Regions from separate parts of the Mus musculus genome. Here region 1 is linked to region 2. Evidence: chromatin contacts called from ENCODE POLR2A ChIA-PET data. All regions are on one chromosome and are shown on one strand. The core of a region is the stretch at or near the end of the contact, and the rest is flanking DNA. Distances in the headings are between cores, read along the strand shown. Region 1 holds the start of Tgfbr3 (transforming growth factor, beta receptor III). Region 2 overlaps Tgfbr3 (transforming growth factor, beta receptor III).

What was found. ChIA-PET counts read pairs that join two places held with the same protein, here RNA polymerase II (POLR2A).
Region 1: POLR2A ChIA-PET joins it to region 2 with 14 read pairs in Patski. The contact joins the promoter of Tgfbr3 here to the enhancer-like site in region 2. POLR2A ChIA-PET finds 5 or more read pairs at or near these places in 3 of 5 experiments (Patski and embryonic stem cell).

The regions. Positions count from the first base shown.
Region 1 is chr5:107,288,288-107,290,987 of GRCm38, reverse strand. Tgfbr3 (transforming growth factor, beta receptor III) reads left to right here and starts at 1,359. Exons shown (of 17, transcript NM_011578.4): 1 at 1,359-1,733.
Region 2 is chr5:107,250,605-107,253,573 of GRCm38, reverse strand. The region is part of intron 2 of Tgfbr3 (transforming growth factor, beta receptor III); the gene reads left to right. Among named protein-coding and RNA genes, the nearest start is that of Tgfbr3, 38 kb to the left of the region's middle. Within about 2 kb of position 1,658, at least 1 of the 3 ENCODE cell types and tissues checked has a DNase peak (open chromatin) inside an H3K27ac peak, as active enhancers do.

The DNA of each region.
Region 1 (2,700 bases), core at 110-2,609, 38 kb before region 2:
TGAACTTCATATATCTGTGAAGTGTTTGCGAGTGGATCCAACTGTCTCTTCAAACCTGTGAACTGAACTACAGATTTCCAGACAACACAGATGGGAGTTGCTCCAAAGAACCTTTCTAAACAGGTCTACTTCCCCATATCCTTTGGTTTTTCCTACTTCTCTGGAGGGTGGTGGGCAAGAAGGGAGGTTAAAGTGTTTAAGAAACATCATTAAAAATAGGCTTTAAAAACTTAAAATTACAAAAGTCTAGCTGGGCTACTCATTTGTGCAAAGGTTCCCTGACGATCCAGCAGCTGTCAAGACTGGAAACTTGTCTTTGAACCAGACACTTCAGTCACTCCATCTGTTGTGGCACCTGTAGAGTTTCCCGTGAAGTAACTGGTGACAGAATTCCATGGATAAAGGTGCTTGCTGCCAACCCTGAAGAAATGCACCAAAGATGGATTCTTGGGCCCTACTTGAGGAAAGGGAGAAAGTTGTCTTCTGACCTCTACTCTGGCCAAGGCTGGTTCTGAACTTGTGATTCTTCTGCCGTACTTGGTTGTATGTGGTGCTGGGGCTCAAACTCAGGGCTCTGTGTATGCTGGGCAAATACATTACTACCGAGCTATAGCCCCAATGGGCAATTCACCTTTTAATAGAAAGTGAAGCGTAAACAGTGCCAGATTTGTGTTGGTGACTGAAGTAGCTGCATTCAACTCTTGCAAAGCACATTCATGCAGGCAGGACCCTGTGTGCTCGCCTATCCTGTGTTCAGAGGGCCGCGGGGAAACCGTAGGAATGGAATTCAGCAGCTGGAGAAGGCACTTTAATTCAGCAGCTGGAGAAGGCACTTTGAGCTAGGCTGTAGAAAGTAAGAGACCCTGACCACACCACAAGAGCATATCTTTAGATAACCGAAACTGGAGAAAAACCAAACTGGGGCAGAATGAATGTGTGCATGGGGCTTCGATGTGGGAATGGGTTTCTCTGAGATTTTTTTTAAAGGAATTTTTATATCAACAACCAGGAATCCAATAAAACTATCTTCTCCTAAGGCCCTGGTAGTTTGAAGGATCTAGGGAAAGGCAGCGAGTCTTCGCAGTGCGCGCCACATCCCGGGTACTCCACACTTCTTCCAGGCCGGGGATGCCCAGCTGTCATCCCATCTCGGGCCGAACCCCCCCCCCCCCCCCCCACACACACACACACCCGACTTCCTTTCTATCCTTACAGCTCCAGCCTTCTCTGCCCGAAGGGAAGCACAGGCTGGAGCAAGCTCTCTAGGCTCATCCATCAGCAGTGGAGGAGGAGGAGAGGAGGGGCAGGAGGAGGAGTTTCTAGGCGGCCGAGCCCCCGAGGCCCGCGGTGCCCTTCCCCCCTTTCGCTGATTGCTGTGGCTGCGCGCCCGACCCCGCCCGCGCGTGTGCGCGGCCGAGTTAGGGCGCCGCACGGGCCTGATGGGGGTGATCCAGGCTTTCGGGGACGCCGAGCGCCACTTTCCTCCTCCCTGGCAGTGAGAGAGAGAGAGAGGTGGAGAGGGAGAAGCGGGCTGCTGTCCTTCCAGGCCACTTTCGCTGCGCGATTCCGCGAGCTCCCGGCAGGAGGTGAAAGTCCCCGGCGGGGTCCGGATGGCGCAGTTGAACTGCGGCTGCTGAGCTCGCGGCCGCCTGCGCGCGCTGGGCGCGGGGACTCGTCTGGGCTACTCCCCCACCTCGCGTTGGACGACCGGTCCTGGACACACCGCTTGCGAGGTACGTGCGGTTTGGCGCCCTATCAGAGGCTGTGCACGCTGCGTAGTGCGGGTCGGTGCCTGCTTTGCGGGGTTGCTCTGGCCATCCAGGACCCCGAGGCTGGGACCTGGCTTTGGTCCCGCAGGGTTGACGCTGAGCGGAACCGGGATCCGCTGCGGTCCCGGGTGGGCAGCGCCGGGGAGGAGTTCCCCACACCCGCTTTCGCTCTTCCTCTCCACGGTTTCCTAGTCCCGTGCGGGGCTGCAGGCCACTGCGCTCCTGGCGCGTGACAGCGTGGGTGGGCACTCGACCATGATGGGTAGCAGAGGCCGCGGCCGCGGGACTCGCGCGCCAACGCCAGTCCTGGGTCCCCGCTGGCCGCGCCCTGGCTCGGGGAGTCAGTCCCGAAAACGCTGTGAAGGACGCTCCCGGGTTAACCTTGTGGCGCTCCCGCTGATGGTAGAGGCTCCCTACGATTTGTGAACTTGGTTGGGACAAACTTGAAACTCTTGGATGTTGCTAGAGGAATCCGCTTGTAGAGTTGGGCTTATTGGGGCATTTGTCCCACCTTCCCGCACCGGATAGGAGTGCAGACAGCTGGAGTGACAAGCCGCAAGTATCACGGCTTAGGTGTTGGTGCAAACAGTTGCCCTACTCGCTAACCGTGAACTGGGAGGACACGGTCCCCCAAGGTGGCTGTGCGGTTTGGAGGAGTGCACAGATGTTTCTGACTGGGACCGTGCGGAGCGCAGCACAGGTGTTAGCGCCTCGTGCTGCGCCCTGCTGTGACAGGAGAGCCGCGAGGATAGGCATCCCGTGAGTGTCAGACTGAGATAAAGAACCAGCCAATTTAAAATTTCTTCTTTCTTCGAAGAAGTGAGCGGTTTGGGAGGGTACCAACACGCAAAAAAACCCATATCGGGATCCTTTAATATCCAGGGAATGGCCCTTTAGATTGTAGCGGGTAATTTTAGGGAGAGCTCAGCAG
Region 2 (2,969 bases), core at 409-2,908:
AGTCAGAGAACTGACCATACAGTGAGGAAAGCTTGGTGTGTGTGGGATATGTTCGGTGTGTCATGTTGGGGCTGTGCATAGTGGAGGGCCTTTTAGGCCCTGTGATGACTCCAGTCCAGGAGATGGAGCCATCAGAGTGCTCGAGCCAAAGAATTTGATCAAGGGCATTTTCTTCTTTTTCCATTTTCATATGTGTATGCGAGTGTGCACGTGTGTGTGTGTGTGTGTGTGTGTGTCTTGCATGTGTGTGTGTGTGAGTGTGCAAGTGGAAGCCGAAGCTTGATGTCACGAACTGCCCACCTTTGCGGTCACTCTTCCACCTTGCTCAGTCAATCAGGTCTCTCAATCAAACTCAGAGCTCGCTGATAGGGGTAGCCTTGTTGGCCAGCTTGCTCAGTGAATCCTGTCTCTACCCTCAGAGGCTAGGAACAAAGATGGGCAGCAGAGCCCACCCAACATTTACCTGAATTCTGGGCATCTAAGCTACAGTTTGTGTGCTTTTGTGGTTCCCCTGAGCACTCTGGGACACTGTTCTGTGGTTGTAGTTACTGTGTTGAGACATGGTAGGAACCAGGGTCACTTACTACAAGGATCAACCTTTGGGAGTGATCTGCTCATTGAATGGGCTTGACAATTCTGTGATGCTTGTCAGTCAAAGGTTGCCTTTGGGAAGAGGGAGGAGTTCTGATTTGAGCTGATTTGCTTTTCTAAGCCTCATCCCAGGCAGTAAAAGGCCTGTGAATAACCAAGTATAACCCTGAGGAGCCCACAGCTCCAGGAGGTAGTCTTTCTGTGTTTGAGACTGACTAGGGAAGTTTAGAGGAATGCTTCAATATTTTCTCTTTCAGCCCCCTGCTGCTCCCACCCCCTTCTTCAAGACTTCCTCTACATATGTTTATCTTGTTGGCATATGGAGCAGGCTACACTTCTGGGTGGCCTTAGATAGTGAAGACTAAAAAAAAAAAAAAAAAAAAGAAAACCTCCCCACATTTGTGCTTATGGGAAGAAGGACATATTAGATTGTGCGGGAGGGAGAAGAGGGAGGGAGGGACAGAAGAGAGAGGGGGAATAAGAGGGAGGGGAAGGAAGAGAGAAAGAGAGAGAGAGAGAATGAGGCTGACTGAACTTTAATTTTGAGGGGTGAGTGTATAGAGGGGATGGGAATGTGTGTTTCTATGGGTATGTGCCCTAGAAACTATGTCAAACAGAAAAACAAACAGACAAACAAAAAACCCTTTCTTTTGAAAGAACAGTTTGAACTTCAGGCCTGTTAATGATATAATTGGAGAGCAGGGCCTGACCCCAGCACCTACTACCTTCTTGGTTGATAGGAACAGCTCTGCTGTTTGTCACCTGTTGGGTCTAAGTGTGGCTCTGGTGGGAGCCCTACAATCCTGTCTCCTGTGTTTGCCAGGCTTAATTAGCTCTAGAGGATGCTATCAAAGGCTGTCTGGCAGTGGTTTGTTAATGATAGGGGAGAGATTCAAAAGCACTAATTAATTGTTAGATTATTTGCAAAGCACATGCTGGAAACCCGAAGCCTGCAGAGAGGGTTGGCAGAGAGGCCTGAAGAGATTAGCCCCGACCTTCAGGCTCAATTGCCTCTTGGAGTTGGGCCAAGAGGGGCATAGCTGTTCTTTGTGGAGAAGTACACTTGGCCTTATTCTTCCCTGAATGGCCAATTTGCTGTTGAGGCTCCAGGGTGACAGAACTTCTGTGGCCCTGGCAGAAGCAGACCGCCCAAAGGACACTCTTAGGAAGTTGTGTGTGCTTTCTGTTTAGTGAGAGAAATACAATCACTTAACATTCATTAACCAAATAAACACTTCCTGAGGGCCTCTCAGAACAGGCAGGGAGCTGCAGTTTGATCTTGAAGCAGTTCAGGTTCACAGTGTTAAATGTCCAAAAGCATCAGGGTTAGGCTTTTAGGGGTTTAGAACACTTGCTGAGCGTGCCTAAGGCTCTGCCCTTAATCTGCTATCTTACCAAAAATACCTGGCCCCAAACATCCATCATGTCAATTAGCACCTCCCTCCCCATTTAGGGGAGTCAGCAAAAAATAAAATATTTAAGTGCCCAGTGTAAAGGAAAATGATGTTTAAAACTTTGAAAAAAACTTAAAAACCCCTAAATTTGAAATTCCGTGTCCCAGTGGAAGCTCGGTGTAGACCATACAGGGGGAAAAGGGAAAAGCAGGCTGGTGCTTTTTTTCTTTTGGGCAGTGCATTTAGTGTATCTTACAGAATCGCAATCCCTAGACTCAGCCCCATCCGTCGTCCTTGTGTCTGCCCCGTAAAGATGAGCGGGATCTGAGCCTTTGCCAGCGACCACCATTTTCTGTGGATTCTGAGGTCAGCGTTGTAGAAGAAAGCAGTAAGAATTTGGTGATTATCCGAGAGCCAAACGAGTGCATGCAAATGAGAAAGCTGCTGTAGCCCTGCTTAAAAACAGGCTCAGAAATACTCTAAGACCCAGGTCTGGCCTTCACTCTGCCTGACAGGCTGCAGTGGCTCCTCCCCACCCCTCAGCCCCACCCCAACCCCCACCCCCAACCTGCTCTTCTAGGCTTGGGCACCGGAGTAAGTAGCTACAAACTCCAGACCAAATCGCACTTTATTAACAAGATTCAAAAGCAAAGAATTCTAAAGAGACATTTCAGAGATCCATGCTGAGCCATCCCATGGTACTGTCACAGCGTCCTGAAGTTGAGAAAGGCACAAGATGTGCTACTTCTGTTTATTAAGCAACTCGGATCCGCAGGAGAGTGTTTTCATGAGCGCCTCCTGGAGTGCGGTGGAGTGATGCTCACCCACGGATGCCTCCTTGGTTACTTTGAGGTCCCGTATCCTGAGAACACGAGGACGTGCCCCAGCTGGCAGGCCCCAGGGCCGGACTTTAACACTTTCTGAAGGCCCTTCCTGATAGCTTTATGGAGTCTGATGAGACAGAAGCTCTCAGAGCTGTCGGAA